Regions from separate parts of the Homo sapiens genome. Here region 1 is linked to region 2. Evidence: chromatin loops called from intact Hi-C (ENCODE). Cell type or tissue: A673. All regions are shown on one strand. Each heading gives the region's core, and the rest is flanking DNA. Links, peaks and the distances in the headings are about the cores only.

Region 1 (8,749 bases), core at 1,834-6,833, 110 kb after region 2:
ACATTATGCAGGATGGAAAGTGTCAAGCTGATTGTGGTCACCTGCCAGCTCCCTGGCAATCTCTGGGCCCATTCCTTCAGTATCCAGGATGAGTGTGAGCCGTCCTCTGGCATTTGGGTTATTAGAGAATTACCCCGTGCTTCCCAATAGTGTTCACATCATAACATAGATTAGAAAGGCAGCTCAGGAGACAGACAGGAGGGGACAGGAAGAGGTAGGTTGAAGGAATTCTACTCTTCCCGAGCCACCAACCTAACCAAACATTTTTTCTACCAGCAAAAGATAAACAATTCATGGGGAACTGGGACCTGTGTGTCTATGAGTAAGTCCATGTGGAATCATTTCAGGACCATTTTTTTTTTTTAAATGACAGAGAACCAAAAGGCACAACGATTTTTCTCCGGGTAGAGATATTCAACAGTAGAAAAATTCTGAATCACTGTGCAAAGTTTGCTGTGCTAATTCATTTAGTCAGACCTGATCCCTTTGAAAATGGGATTTCTATTTCTATTTAAGCTAATAGGCATGCCCCTAAATTTAATCTCTCTTACAGCAGAGTCACTTAATTAATTCTCTCCTTTGACCTGCAGCATCTCTGTCGCTCCCCACACCTGGAATCTCTTTCTTTTTCTCCTGCAACAGCAATGTAGATATGTAGTCTTATGACCATTAGCATGTAGTAGGCCATATTACTTTTAACTTTTACTAATTTTCACTTTTTTATTATAGTCTGTCATATGACAGATACATTCATCACACATAATCTTGACCATAGTTGTAAACAACCAGGCTTAGTATAGAAAAAGATAAACTGAGATACTTGCCATCAAGCCTTGTTCTCCTGGCTTTCCTGGTTCACCCTTAAAAAAGAATAGTGATAATTTTAGTAACGCTGTAAGTATTTAAAAAAAAACCCTTCAATCATTTTTTCTTCTTTGACTGGGGCATGTAAATGTCAAATATATTTCTTCAGGTTAAATAGAGGAATGTAGCACATTAAAAGAGAGCTAATTTCCCTTCTACAAATAAACTTTACAAATTTAGGGTTTAATAAAATTAGTCTAGATTATCATGTCTTCTTTAGGATGACATAAAGATAATGACATGGTGTCTTTATGAGAACTCAGAACTTTCATACATAGGACAGAGAGACAATTGCTCTTAGTGCAGGTGTTTAATAAAATGAGCAGAGACTGATGTTAAATTTTGGTCTTCCTGGATTAATGACGGCTGAAGTAACATGTTTCATTAAATTTGATAGAGAAAATTACACTATATCATGACATTATCATTTTCTTATATTCAGATTGATATAGAATTATATTTTATTGTCATTATAATGACAGTCATTGGCTAAAAATATTTTTGTCTTAAATTGCCAATAAATATAGATATTGCTGGTCTTTCAAAATAAGTATTTCACAGTTTATTTTTATAGTCTTCTTCTAGCAAGGTATGATGACACATGCCTGTAATCTCAGCTATTTGGGAGGCTGAGGCAGGAGGACTGTGTGAGCCCAGGTCTTTAAGGCTATGATGTGCTATGACGGCGTCTGTGAATAGCCACTGCACTACAGCTTGGGCAACACAGCAAAGACCTCATTGCACACAAAAAAATCTTTTTCCACTTTGGGAGGCCGAGGTGGGCAGATCACGAGGTCAGGAGATCGAGACCATCTTGGCTAACATGGTGAAACCCTGTCTCTACTAAAAATACAAAAAAATTAGCCAGGCATGGTGGTGGGCACCTGTAGTCCCAGCTACTCAGAAGGCTGAGACAGGAGAATGGTGTGAACCCGGGAGGCAGAGGTTGCAGTGAGCGGAGATCACACCACTGCTCTCCAGCCTGGGTGACAGAGCGAGACTCCGTCTCAAAAAAAAAAAATCTTTTTCTAGCAGTCATCATAGTATATATAAATAAACTCTGAGACCATATACAGTTCAAGTTATATTTCTGAAAATTTTAAAACAAGTTAATTTGTCCTATGTGTAGAAAGCTCCATTTCTTACTTACATAAATAAACTATATTCATTTAAAGAATGATATAATTTTGGATTGTGTGGTTTGTCATACTTTACCTTTAATTTTGTTTTTAAAAAGTAATTTCTATCTTGAATTTCAGTATAGTATAGCATATAATGCTCAATGATCTGACTAATGTACCATCAAAATGGTTTTAACTACTTTTTGAAGAGACACTCACTGTATTTCTGTTGGCAACCAGCAATCAATGGGAGAGCTTTAAATATCCCTAAAGCTGTGGATCTCTCTACCTTTTGGAATATCATCATGAGAAAAAGCAAGGCATTAGAAGACAGTTACAGAATTCAACCACTGTCTTTGAAGGTTGAGTGAAAGCAGTCCTAACAACTAGCAAATCATATGTTGAAAGACAATTCCTCATTTTATATCAGCAAATTCACAGCAGCTTTCAGAAAGGGATATGGGCTTATGAGGCTGTCTCAGAAGTTTTAAAGTACGCTATATTCTCATAAAGAGTCATTCTTTTAAAAATGCATAAATATATGCATATAAAAATGAAAGAAAATATACCAAAACATTAATGAGTATTGTAAATATTGTAAACATTAATGAGTATGGTAAAAGAAAAAAATATTTTTTTCTTTTTGGTTTTATTTTCAAAAGTTTCTGCTTCGTGGATAAATATTTTCATTATTATTATGTACTACAAAAATACTATGAAAATAATTTGTTAAATAAATACATTGAATAAATAATTTAATCCAGTAATAAACCTTAATTTCTAGTCCTAAAGTCATAAAATAAATCTAAAATTTTTGACCTTTTCCATATATTTCTTTTAATTGCTGGGTTGCCTCTATGAAATCAAACCATTTATCTTCTGCCTTTTACTACTATATCATTGACACTTGACCAATCTTAGTAGCCAAGTATTGAGATTACTTTTAAATTATTTCTATGAATAAGCCTTACATACAAAAGACAAATGATATTTAAACCATACCCACTGATGTTTTAGCCATTCATTTTACGGTTATTAGCAATTTTGGGGGTTCACGTTATTTATAAGGGATTAAATATTAGAATATTTTACTTCCTCTACTTTCCATAAATAGTATAGGACTTTATTGGTCTGCTATTGAAACTTTGGAAAATGTTATTAGACTCCTACTTAGTTTTTCAGACTAATCTCCCATTTAAACCAAAGGCCCCGGTGCACACTACGGCAGTGAGGATACACCTGGGAATGGGCAACTCCAATCAAAGACTTCTTGAGGCTTACCTCAAAAACAGTTTAGTGGCTGCCTCCAGGTGTCTCTTGTGGTTTGCTTGGATTCCCAGTGTATTCAGTGGTAAAGAGGAATGCAGCTGGGAGTGCCCTGTGCTGCTTGGGGACTTTCCCATCATCTCACTTCCCTCAACCTACTCCACTCATCATCCCACTTCCCTCAACCCACTCCACTCACTTGACCCCCTGACCTGATGCCCCTCACCACCCTACTCCACCCTAGTTCTCAGCCCTTAACATGAAGCAAAACGTGTGAGAATAAGTGATCCAAAAAGCGACTCACGGGTACTCCTGGCATTCCACGGGGGCCATCTTTCCCTGTGTCCCCAGGTGGCCCTCTTGGGCCTGGAGGGCCAGGGGGTCCTGGAGGCCCTGCCTGTCCTTGGTCACCCTGTGATGGAGAAGGGAACAGACCAGCAATAACCATGAAAGATAAAGACCCAGGTCTTCTTTTCAGCACCTTAAATTTGTATTATCTAATTCACATTTACACTATGAAAAGAACCAGAACAACCACAAATATAAAGCCTGTAGGCAATTTGCTTCCCAGCAGGGAGCAAATAAATATTCATGCTGGGTGACTGAGTAGATGCTATTAAAATCAAAGCAGTTCAGGAACCAGCACTTCCAGTTCTTGGAAATAGTGTGTATGTTACCACTATAGTCAGAGCTGGTATAAAACGTGTGCATTACTTTATCCATAACAACACTGCATCAGTTACATTCACCTCATTTAATAAAATGGCTGCATTTATAGTTAGACAAATGTGTTTACTTTAAATTAAGCATATGAGGCTCCCATCATATTGCCTAATAATTTATAAATTACCAAATCTAGAGAGCTTAGAAACTGGATCTGTTAGTAGTTACAATTTATAATTTTTTAATTAAGAAAAAATTAGATAGGCTTTTAATATCTTTTTTGGTAATTTATCTAACATTTCAAACAAATGCAGCTCACTAAACTTAATTTTGTTTGAGGATATTTCCAAATAAATGCCCACATACCACCCACACCCCACCCATAAGAGATAAATCGTAAAGCAATAGGTACACAGAGCAATAACTGATGTAAAGAAGAAATCAGACTTCAGCAAGAATAAGCACTACCTTAATCAGGCGGCGTTTAATGAGCTGCTGATCAGCAGAGAGAAACCCATGATTGATTTTAGGAAACACCATCTGATCAGTCAGTTGAGGTCAAAGGTTGAAGTTCAGAGATGAGAGAGTTGAAGAATAGACATCAGAAGGCCCCAAGAAAGAAATAAAGATATCCACATTAGACTTATAATGATTATTAAACAAAATAGAACTGGCACTTATGTCTAACATTAGACCCACTGGCTCTTCTTGAAAGAAATATAATCCTGAAATGGGATGCTGAGACCAGAACTTCAGTAGTAATGAATATTTTTTGTGCCTCATCATTTCACTGTGGATGTTGGACCTTTTTAATGTAGTTTATTCCCAGAAACAGGTAAGCAAGTGCACCCCTGCATTCTTCAGTCTGAGCAGAAAGTCTAGAGACAAAATGCCAGTTCCATTTCCGTCAGACTTGTCAACCAGCATAATGTGGCGTGAACTCAACTGCCATTTTATTGACGCCTGAAGTCCAGAGAGAGTACTTAGGATTATTTAATTGACTGGAAAAATATTACAGAGCATTAGAATGCTTGTAAATTAAGCCATCAAGGCGTGGCATGGTTCTAGATTGCTATGCCCACCTCTGTTCACAGTACCTGTTTGATGTCAATATCCTCTCAAGTATGCTCAGGATACACCCTCTTAATAGATATTTGACCTCAATGATGCAAGTGGGGTCCCAAGTGCCCAGTAACTTGATATATACCATGAGAGGAAGCCAACGGGCTCGGCAAGCCAATTGAATGGTTCCTGCTCACGCTTATGCTGATTGCATTTCTGACTGTGCAGGCATGAGTGACAACCACAAACCTTGACGGTGAGGATCTGATTACTGTGCAGGGCAGCAACTGTGGGGAAGCCTGGCAGGCCCTATGGACATAGCACAGCACCAAAACAACACGACATAAAACGTCACACAGACATTTCACTAGGGGACAAACAAAACAAGCACATACCTAGCACCTCCCTTTCCTGGGACTTAGAAGTCTTGCCTCATCTGACATACCATAAACAAAATTAGACACATAAGGCCCCAAAATAAACCTTTTTTTTTTTTCTTTTTAAGATGAAGTCTCACTCTGTTGCTCAGGCTGGAGTGCAGTGGCCTGATCTAGGCTCACTGCAACCTCCACCTCCCAGGTTCAGGCAATTCTCCTGCCTCAGCCTCCCTAGTAGCTGGGATTACAGCCATGTGCCACCACGCCCAGCTAAGTTTTGTATTTTTAGTAGAGATGGGTTTTCAGTTTCACCATGTTGGCCAGGCTGATCTCAAACTCCTGACCTCAGGTGATCCACCGGCCTTAGCCTCCCAAAGTACTGGGATTACAGGCATGAGCCACCACATCTGGACTTTTTTTTTTTTTTTTTTTTTTTTGAGATGGAGTCTTGCTCTGTCACCCAGGCCGCAGTGCAGTGGTTACAATCTCAGCTCACTGAAGCCTCTGCCTCCAGGGTTCAAGTGATTCTCTGTCTCAGCCTGCCCAGTAGCTGGGATTACAGGTGTGCACCACCACGCCCAGCTAATTTTTGTATTTGTAGTAGAGACTGGGTTTCACTATGTTGGCCAGGCTGGTCTCAAACTCCTGACCTCAAGGGATCTGACTGCCTCGGCCTCCCAAAGTGCTGGGATTACAGGCGTGAACCACCATGCCCAGTCAAACCAATAATTTCTTAAAGCATGGAATAGGGAAACTGAGAGCTCATTGTCACTGAGCCTGGGGCAGGTACAATGGGATCTGTGTCTACACGGTGTAAAGAGTTTGCTACACGAAGCATTTCTGGAATCTTACTTACAAAATTACAACATCTTAATTACAAAATGTTAGTACAAAATGGAGATAACTATAGACACTGTTACGAAAACCACACTGTAATTTCCCTCAATTGACATTCTGTTTACAACTCAGGACATACAATACGTGTATTAATTCTTTTTTGGACAACAACAGGGAACAAAATTTTGCCATCAGATCATACTTATTCCCCAGAATAAACACAGCACACCTCACAAAATATAGTCTTGCCACCCACATATCAAAATTTCTCTCTCCAATCATATGATGAATCTCAGATCTCTCCTGTTTCAGGAATTCATGCAGAGGTGGTGGATGAAAATCTGTCTCTTACAACATGTGTATTTCATGTCAGGGGGATTTATGGTCACACTCTGCAGTAATCACTTCTGTCACATAACTTTTCCAAAAGAACTTGACAGTTCACACAACCCCTTAATGCAGAAAAGCGGTTTTGAATTCCTTATCCAAGGAGAACAGGGAGAGATGTTTTAGACACTCGTTCTTCAATAACTTGTACTAACTCCTCCTCCCAGGCGTTATCAATTGGGTAAGTCTGAGAGAGAAATTTTGGCTTTGTTCTATTTCTTTTCTAACAACATGTGAAACTAAAGCCTTTTATTCCTTTTTTTCAAAAAAAAAAAAACACAGAACATGTTTACCATATAAATAAAATAAACAACAACCACAGCAATACATGGCCTAGGCTCTCCCTCTTCCCACCCAAATTTATCTTGTGGATATTTTTAGGAAAGCCCAGGAAATTTCTACATTTTCTACATTTTTAATTTTATTAGTTTCATGAATATTTCACCCCCACATTCCTCATATTAGAGATATGTTTTTCATTTTAAGAAAGGCAGTAAAATTAGTTTGTAGTCTGAAGACATTTCTTCAGCTCTAATGCCTTTGACTCTCAGTCTTCGGTACTACAACTTCTCAGGAAGCAAAACAGAGAAAATCTTATCTCTTTTGCCAAATCCGTTCTGATAAGGCTATTAAGTGGCTGCGTAGTTTTGAGGTGACCTATGTCCTCTTTTTCTTCTCTCTAAATACAAGTCCTTTAAATATAGATTCTGCATAAATTCAGAAATGCTACAAGTTTGAAAACAGATGTATACAATTTGCTTTTGTTTTACTATGGAATATGAGTTTAAAATGTTATTAGATGGTAATGTGCCAGCATCTTTCCATCTGTGACTCATTAGCCCTATATTACACAGTCAGAATTTTATATATAAACCTCATATTTATGTAACAAAGAACAAAAACAGATACAAACAAGAAGTCTATGAGGGATCAGAATCTTGATTAGTGGCGATAAATCATAATGTCACTTGAAACAGGATTATCTAACAAAATAATTTTAAATTAAAAACCTTTTAGCAGCACACATGGTAGGACTTAAAAATATTTTGAAATTTGAATGTGTAAATAAGTCACTTCTTGTACTCATCTCTGAGCATGACCAGCTTTCTATTTGATCGTATTTTCAAAATGCTCACAAAAAAAAAAGCCTTAAGTTTTATAACTCCTTAGTTTGGGTTCTAATTTTAATGAGATCTAAAGAGAGAATTGGATAGGTAATTCTCACCTCAGAAAGACCTTTTTCCTCAAACAGAATAATCTCTATTTGAGGAAGCTGATTTATATTCCTCAATCATCTTGACTGTGAAAATGCTACCAATTAGGTGTTTAGTGCTACATTTTAAAGATATCATTAGCATGCTAGGCAAGGAATTTTTCAGGAGTTTACGTGTAGCAAAGTAAAAAGGGGACATGTGGACAGAGTTTCTTATATTCTAACAAAAATCCCATGATTTGGGCTGCAATGTGCTAGGACCCTGTGCTTTTCAAACTGGGGTAAAAGTAACCCTCAGAGTATATGCCAGCATCCTACAGAGTGTTTCAAAGCAATAATAAATATGGTACATCTTCCTAAAAAGTATATTTAATTAATGGCAAATAAATTTAAACATTATTATGTAAAGCAAACATCGATATATATTATAGGGTTTTAGCATTCAAAATTGAATATGTTTTAAAAATTTTCACCATTTGATGGTGGTAAAAAAAATCCCATTTCACAGGGGCTGCCTCCAGATCCTAGGTAGACACTGACTCTGCTTCTTGCACGAGTTCTTTGGAGGGTTGGTTTGTAAAGTACAGGTGTTGACACCTATCTTCAGTACAGGTGTTGACACCTTATGGCTTTGTGTGGCCATACCTGCTAGGCTTCTCTAGCTGCTCATACAGAGGATATAATTTTTATTAACCATACCATTTTTTCCCACAGTATCATTAGTCATAATCCTTTCTAAACAAATAGAATGGACATATTTTACTTGGTTTTGCATCTTAGAAAATTTGCCTGGTACACAGATGGTTTGAGTGGGTGTGGAAAAACAAATGTGCCTCCAGAAAAATATGGAGAAAACATCCAGGAATAAGCTGAATATTGAAATAATTTTTGTTATTGTTGTTGTTTTTTGAGATGGAGTCTGGCTCTTCACCCAGGCTGGAGTGTAGTGGCGCGATCTC
Region 2 (8,749 bases), core at 2,124-7,123:
TTTGCTCTTCTGGTTAATTCTGCTCCAGCACTGAGACCTGATACTCTTGTGACATTGTGGAGCTATCGGAAGTAGCAGCTGATTTACCACACGGTAAACCCTCTTGAGCCCCAGGGCATTCTGCCAAAACACTGCCTGAGATTTGCTGCTCCATTTTTAGTACATGGGCTGGGTTTCTTCATACAATGCTTGAAAGCCAATCTGCATCAGCAGCGTTGAGGCTTTTAGCTTTTAAATATTTTTAATTAAGATGATCTTCAGAAGTCATTGGTTTGATCTTAGAAATATGACAATTGCACATTCAGATTACATGTTCCCTTAGAACTCATCTCTTTCTACAAGCATTCTTGGATAAAGCCAATCTTCATCACTGTACAGCTTGTACTATTTGTATTATTTTGGCCTCATTCTCTGGTTATTTCCTTCATGCATTTTTTTTTCTCTGCAATTAGATTGTAAACTCTTCTAGGTCAGGAAGAATAGCTGTTTTTTTTGCAGCATTCAGTATATATTAATAAATATTAATAAAAATATTAATAAAAGACCAAGAGATAATTAATCAATTATAATGGTATTATTCAATGTACTGAAGCAAATTAGCAAAATAGGCTTTACCTAAGTGGGAGGAGAGTTTCCATTTCACACTAGTAATACCATGCTTTGCACATAGTAGCATTTGGTAAATATTTCCTGAATGAATGAGATCACTCTACAGAACACAGAATTATGGAATTGGAAGGTATGTTAAAGAAATGACTACTGGCCCTCTTTTTTTAAAGCAAATTATCTCAGACTGATGAAAATCTATCTAGTTTTTAAAAGACCACAAACTTGCACAGTGAATCATTCCGACATTTTGAAGACTTCACTATTAAAATACTTTCTTTATATCCTCTCCTGGATGGTAGGGAAATTGATGACATAATTCCACTCAGACACACAAAAATAATTCTAAGATTTCCAAGGTGAGGAAAAGAAATAGTGGGAGAAAAACAGAAAGAGAGAGAGGGGGAGAGAGAGAGAGAGAGAGAGAGAGAGAGCGCATGCATGAGAGGGAGAAGAGAGAAGAAAGTTCCAGACAGATGACCATTTATCTTCCATTCTGAATGTCTTTTTTCCCCCAAAAGATATGGAAACATGGCCTAGCAATAGAGAGGTTAGTGAAAGGTTTTCATTTTATAATGCACTGAAATTATTTCCTTATGGTTAAAGAAAAACAGCCTATCCTTTAGCTTTAAAAAAGGGGGAGCATTTGTAACTGTGCAGAAAAGAATACTTAGGTTTCATTATTTCCTTTGGAAAAAAGTTATAACCTGCTCTGAATGAGTACAGTAGCTTTATATAAAAGATTATCAACCAGAATACATACTCCGGAAATTTTAGCTCCATTGACTTCGACTTTCTGGATAAAGGCCAAATGAAAATATCTTCCTTATGGGTGAAGGAAGAATCATCTGAGCTATTTATTTTAGCTATGTAAATGTATGTATTGTTTTTATTAAGGCAGCCGTGTTCTATTTTATGCTCTGTGGTTTTCTTCTCTCAATATTAGGACTCTGAATAGAACTTAGGATGGTATCTCTTTTTATTTAATATTAGATAGCCCTTTATTTCTTCTGAAAAATGAACAGTTAAATTAATATGGAAAAGCCATGCTCTGTGTTTTCTTTAGTACAAGCTTAATAACCTCAGCAACAACTTACTCTTTCTCCTTTGGGACCTGCAGGGCCATGGGGTCCCATAGGACCATCTGTACCCTAAAAAAAAGATAATATGAGATATATCACAAGGGCTGCAAGAATAGCAGTTATAATTTATCCTGGATTTTTCCTAGGTGAATGGTGCCTAAGAATATCAGTAAGACAACTCATCTCCTTTCAAAGTGCTTTATGCTTGATTATTTCAGGCCAGCGGTTTTCAAGAAACTCATGCAAAAAGGATGAAGTATATAACTGCATGTTTCAATGAAAGGCACACACGAAAAGCTGCATATCATATTTAATTATATCTTTTTCCTCTGACTAAATAAAGCATCACTGGCTGGGTGCGGTGGCTCAAGCCTGTAATCCCAGCACTTTGGGAGGCTGAGGTGGGTGGATCACCTGAGGTCAGGAGATTGAAGCCAGCCAGCCTGGCCAACATGGTGAAACCCCGTCTCTATTAAAAACACAAAAATTAGCTGGGCATGGTGACGGGTGCCTGCATTCCCCTACTCGGGAGGCTGAGACTGTAGTGAGCCAAGATCGTGCCACTGCACTCCAGCCTGGGCAACAGAGCGAGACTCCGTCTCAAAAAATAATAAATAAATAAATAAATAAATAAATAAAGCATCTTCACTTTGCCCCATAATCTTAAGAAGAAAAATGTAATTGTTTTTCCTTCCTGTCACCTCTTCCTCAAGCCCTTTCTCTACACCCACTGCCACCCTTAACCGGGCGTGCTCTGAACTCTTGTTTTCAGCTGTTTAAGAGGCTTGAACTGTTACACAAGTAGAAGAAAATTATTAAGTAAATGAAAACAGTGTGTAACTGTTCAATCCAAAAACTTCCTGCAGCTCTGTTGGGGGCAGCAGGGGCTTACAGGAAAGGAATCATTCTTACAGATTCTGCGGCAGTGGCCAGTCACTAGGCTTACAACTCACAAACCAGGCAGCCAAGATGACTTAAAGGTATAATTCCCCTTTGTCCCCCTGGTTAGTTCAGGATTAGGATTTCTGCAGTAGAAGAGGTGATATTTGAATGAATGTAAGAACGCTGAGGTCCAGTGAAAATAATGATTGCCTGAAACAAGTTTTTAGAATTGAAAAGATGGGAATTTCTTTTAGATTCTTAAAACTGTAGCCAGGACTTCAAGTATACTTGCTCATTTCCAGTATGACTATGCTTAGATTCATAAAAAATTGATTATAATATTTGCAAATGTAGGAACTATTCCAGCATGATTTTTCTTTAGTATTCCCATTTCTGTTCTACTATTCTGGTTTATTCTGTGAGAGCTTTGTGATAAGAAAGAATTCAGAGTTTTAAATTCATTCTAATGTTGCTGAATTCTCATCAGCTTAACTGATATTTTTCTTACTGCCTGAATTCAAAGTTCACCTTCAGAAGACTTCTAAATACTGAGTATCTGTAGCTGAAATTTAAGAGCTGGAGCTGTTAAGAACCAAAGAAAAAAAGACAAAATGACAGAAGACAGACAAGTCATTTCTATGAACAGAAATTGAAAGTTAGTGCCAAGGAAGAAGTTACATTTGATGGACATCAGTCTAAAAGGAAAAGCAAGTTACAATAATTTCACATTATTTTAATCTCTTCAGAGGGCCGCTCTCATGGAATTGTAGGGGATGTCTGTCTATTGGTTCTGGAAAAATTCATGTGGAATTCTAAGACAATGAAGCCCATTAGTCTGGTCATTCTTCCCACCTAGCAAATTATCCAGACTTGAACACGAGCTTCACAAAGACATTCTGGCAGTTTAGCTGTTCTCCGGACAGAGTTGCAACCGTCCTCTGTCCACCTTTCCCCCTTTTGCCGCCATCTTTGTCCACCTTCCCCTTTTACTCCAGCTCTAAGTACACCCTCATCATTTGATGAGAGGACATGGAGCAAAGGGGTCTGTGCTGAAGCACATGATTCACAGCCACAAAACATGTCAGAGCAAGACAAGGGACTGACTCACCCGGGATCCTGGCTTTCCGTCTAAGCCAGATGCTCCCTGTGTGATTTGGTTGGTAGCAGGGTTGGTGGGTGTAACACGAATGACAAGAACAGAGATTAGTATGAGGTACCGATGAACAAATGTAACACTTCAAACAACATAATACGCAGTTACAGGGTTCTGGGATGAATATCACATTGCTACAAATTGTTAGTTAAAAAAAAAAAACACATGACAAACACCCCACAGATGATGGCATTTTAATGACATTTCTATTTGACAAGTTCTTATTTAGAAATCAAGCTAATGAAGTGTATAAACTGGGCTACAAAGTAGTTACTCATAACAGTTGCAGGCTTCTATCTAATTTCCATATGAAATTCATTTTCTAAAGACTGTGCTATTCACCATATATTTCTTTAGGTTCTGAAGAGAAAAGAACGGTAATTTCCTAAAAAAGCGCTCATTATAATAATCAATCAAATTTAGCATTTCAGAGGAGAAGAAAGAGCTCTGGTTATACTTGTTAAAACAGTATTTATGAATAACAAATACAGGGTTTTCACATGTTAGGATGACTCTTAGTGGATTTTACATGAACAATAATTACTCATTGTTTTCTGGGTTGTTCCTACTGTTCACACTACTTTCCACTAGAGGGACTTCTAGGAAAGGGAAAAAGCCAGAAAACAATGTGTGCGACCAAGCAAAAAATAACTTCCAAACTAAATTGTTTCTCAATTCCTTCAAATAATCTTTGCATCAAAGCCTGATGGGGGAAATAACTTTAAAAATCGAATGTTCTCAGACAATGCATGCTTTTCTTCACTTTGAACTCTAGGCTACAAATAAATAGCGTATGATTAAACAATGGCATTTTCAATGCTTGTTTCAAGAATAAGTACAATTATTTCTTTAATATGGTTTTTGTGTCTCAAAGCCCAAATATTTATTTATAGTCCTTTAAAAATATTGGTTAGACCAAGGAGTATTTAAGAAAGAAAATGCACTGGCCCTAAAAATTCTATTGTCAAGATTGCAGAACTATTTCCCAATTTTATGCTTCAGATGCAGTTAATAATACAGAATGGAAAAAAAAATCTATTCCAGATGAAAACTCTACCAATGATGTTATTCTACATACATTTTGAGTATTTTGAGTTTTTATTTTAAAATTTCTTCTGTATAATCCATGAGCCATACTATAACTGCAAAATACATACATTCTTTTTTTTTTTGAGATGGAGTTTCACCCTTGTTGCCCAGGCTGAAGTGCAATGGCACAATCTTGGCTCACTGCAACCTCCACCTCCCAGGTTCAAGCAATTCTCCTGCCTCAGCCTCCCGAGTAGCTGGGATTACAGGCATGCGCCATCGCACCCGGCTAATTTTTGTTTTTAGTAGAGACAGGGTTTCATCATGTTGGCCAGGCTGTTCTCGAACTCCTGATCTCCACTGATCACTTGCCTCCATCTCCCAAAGTACTGGGATTACAGGTGTGAGCCACAGTGCCCGGCTTACATACGTCTTTTTTTTTTTTTTTTTTTTTTTTTTTTGAGACGGACTCTCGCTCTGTTGCCCGGGCTGGAGTGCAGTGGCGCGATCTCAGTTCACTGCAACCTCTGCCTCTCGGGTTTATGCCATTCTCCTGCCTCAGCCTCCCGAGTAGCTGGGACTACAGGCACCCACCACCAAGCCTGGCTAATTTTTTGTATTTTTAATCGAGACAGGTTTCACCATGTTAGCCAGGATGGTCTTGATCTCCTAACCTGGTGATCCGCCCACCTCGGCCTCCCAAAGTGCTGGGATTACAGGCATGAGCCACCGTGCCCGGCCTTACATACGTCTTTTGTTAGCAATAATTACAATAAAAATATATATTGTTGTTCATTTGTTTAAGGCTAGCATAGGTACAGCTGTTAGCTAAATGTTGCATAAAAATTATCAATAGCCCTAAATTTTAAAAAAGGGCAGACTTTAAATAAATCAGATTGAAAGTTTAAATAAAATAGAAAATCCAAACTTTCTTTTGCCTTTTGATACCTTCTTCAGTTACATTATAACATTTGAAAACAAATGTAGGCCAGGCATAGTGGCTCACAGCTATAATCCCAGAGCTTTTAGAGGCCGAGGCGGGAAGATTGTTTGAGGCCATGAGTTAGAGATCAGCGTGGGAAACATGGCGAGACCCAATCTCTATAAAATATTTTTAAAAATAAAGCGCTTGAGCCCAGGACTTTGAAGCTGCAGTGAGCTGTGAGTGTATCATTAGACTCTAGCCTGGGTGACAGAGTGAGACACTGTCTCAAACAAAGAAAAAAGAAAATAAATGGGGAAACTGTAATAATTTTACACTGATAATATTATATCTACCTAGAATGCTGAAATAATGACTCACATATATTATAGAGGTTTTATGCCTATGGTCCATTGATCTAACTGGTGTGATTAAACCTATATTCTAGGCTGGGCTGGTGGCTCATGCCTTTAATCCTAGCACTTTGTGAAGCCGAGGCGGGTGGATCACCTGAGGTCAGGAGTTTGAGACCAGCCTGGCCAACGTGGCGAAACCCTGTCTCTACTAAAAATAGAAAACTTAGCTGGGCATGGTGGCATGCACCTGTAGTCCCAGCTACTCAGGAGGCTGAGGCACGAGAATTGCTTGAACCTGGGAGATGGAGGTTGTGGTGAGCCAAGTTGGCACCACTGCACTCCAGCCTGGGTGACAGAGAGAGACTCTGTCTCAAAAATAAATAAATAAAATAAACCTATATTTTAATACAAGGTTTATATCAGTCATTCAATAAATAAATAACTATTGACCATCATATGGTGGATGTATGTAAGGCACTTGCTATCAACTAGCGTGAAGTATAATAACCATGGCAAAAATGAAAAAGTGGTCATCAGCTTTTTTTTCCTCCCACATTTCAAATTGTGTATAAACTATATTCTGTTACTGATTTTATGTCATATTTTACTAATGTAATCTATATTGTTCTTTGTTGATTTGTATCTGTATTCACCAAATAGATAGCATATTAAAGGCTTGAAATTAAAGCCTCGTATTTAATAACAATTTAAAAAAATCTCCATTTAGTTGTTGTGGAAAGAAGGCTGACATAAAGAAAATGAAGAGCCTGGGGGAGATTCCTTCTTCATTAAAAATAAAAATCTCTAAACAACTGCAAAATACTTCTTTTATACGACTCACTATTGCCACAAGAACCTCATAACAGGGAATTTTCAAAACAAACAACATAAAACACGTAGAACATGATATGATTGATTAATGTAAGGAGCCACAGCATTGACCTCACTCCATCAACAATGGCCAATTCCATACCTGCCACCAACAGAGGGCTACAGTTTTTGGTATCCAAGGAGAAAAAACAGTTGAGGAAGCATTTTAAACTGCACTAGATTATAAAAAGTGTTTGGGAGAAACTATGAAATAATGAGCACAACACTTTTAAAAGAAGGGGACAATGGAAGAGGAATTGTCAGCCCTAAAAGAGGAAGGTTGGCATGTATGTAATTGAAGAATGACAGGACATTTATAGCATTGTTTGTTGTGGGTCTTCCTCTGACACAAGAGAAGACATCAGAGAAAACAAAACTGGGCTGAGCTCTGCTCTAATATAATATGTTTTCTAATTACAGAAACCTCAACAGTACGAGCTGCTGAGTAAACCAGAGTTATCATGTAGGGTAGAAAGAAAAATCTGAGATTTGCACTAAAATGGAAAGTTTTCTTTACTTACTGGAAGACCAAGGGGTCCTCTGTCACCCTTTTGACCTGGTTCACCCTTCAATCCTTTAACACCATTTAACCCTGGTTCACCCTAAATGCAAAAGCAAATGCCAATTTTGGTTGCTATTATGGGTGTTTAAACTGTGAGAGAAGAGAGCCAGTCTCTGAAATAGTTGCAGATTCCAGTTTTAGGAAACAGCAGAGTCAGGCTAGATTTGTCTTGCACGAAACATTAATTTTTAAAGTTAAAATAGTTACTAAACTGACATCAACAATTAATATTCTAGAAACCAAAACTCCCAAGAAAGTATGCTCCTTACAATAAAAATATGTATGGTTGAATTCCTAAATTTTTCAGTTCCATCTCAAGGAAATTCATGTTATACCACATTTTTATGATCAAATAATTCAAAGACAATCGAGTGGAGGATGCTGAAGAAGATTCGGTAGAAAAAAAAACCCACTCTGCTGGAATGGAAAACTGGAATATGCAGGACAGGGTTATAGACAGATATTTTAAGCCTTTAAGCATGTTGCCCAAGGGAATGAACTAAAAACGTAGCAGCTGATGTTTGAAGTAATGCCATTTAGCAAGTCCTCATTCACTGCCCTTGCCAAGTCAGATCCCTACATGGACTAATCAACAAATCACCAATCCCAGGAGAAAATATGAAGATCAAAGAACTTAGATGTAGTTTTACTAACTATCCATCTGCCCAGTGTTAGAATAAAGAAAGTATGAATTTAACTCAGCGTGACATTATAAAAGCCACGGTAAATGATAAATTCTTGACTCCATTTTTAAAAACCAAGGAATACAGTATACCTATTTTCCATCAGTAACGGCATGTTAGATATCAAGTTCTGACCTGTATACTTTTCAACTTTTAAGCGTAGACATTAATTTGCCAAGAAAATCTTGAAGGGCTTGTGAAAGAAAGATGATTTCAGACACAAATACCCTATAGAGTCTTGCTGGGTGGGGGCGGGAAAGGGGAGAGGCTATACTGACATGGCAGAAGGGGTTTTTAACCTAGGCAGTATTTACTCAACTTGCTTGATGATATAAGTCAGTGTAGCGCTTGTTAAACATAAAGAGTTCAGGGCCCCACCCAGTCCATGGTAACACAGAAATGGGTATCTTTAATAAGTCTCCCAGGTGATTCTTATCAGGAAATTCTGGGAAACACTGAGCTAGATTCATGCATGGAATCATGCTATATATTTGAACTTTCAAAGGGGGTTGCAAAATGATGAACACACTGGCATGGCATAAAAAGTTTTCAGGATTTTGAAGATAGGATGTTTGCAGTACAGCCACTATAGCAAGTCCAAATG

Evidence for each region. Peaks named below come from ENCODE experiments on the same cell type or tissue, not always from the same donor. Only the 100,000 strongest peaks of a DNase experiment are listed, where the experiment ranks them.
Region 1: it touches region 2 in a loop (2.8-fold over the local background); 2 of 110 quality-filtered maps call a loop at or near these places.

Annotation. Positions count from the first base shown.
Region 1 is chr4:108,936,984-108,945,732 of GRCh38, forward strand. It overlaps COL25A1 (collagen type XXV alpha 1 chain), which reads right to left. Exons shown (of 38, transcript NM_198721.4): 9 at 4,383-4,454; 10 at 3,556-3,663; 11 at 825-860. Among named protein-coding and RNA genes, the nearest start is that of ETNPPL, 180 kb to the left of the region's middle. In A673, for the core only: no CTCF peak of the experiment used is centred there; a DNase peak (open chromatin) is centred at 3,838.
Region 2 is chr4:108,830,677-108,839,425 of GRCh38, forward strand. COL25A1 (collagen type XXV alpha 1 chain) reads right to left here. Exons shown (of 38, transcript NM_198721.4): 32 at 1,704-1,757. Among named protein-coding and RNA genes, the nearest start is that of ETNPPL, 72 kb to the left of the region's middle. In A673, for the core only: CTCF peaks have their summits at 2,575 and 4,302; DNase peaks (open chromatin) are centred at 2,545, 3,695 and 4,315; H3K27ac peaks cover 788 bases.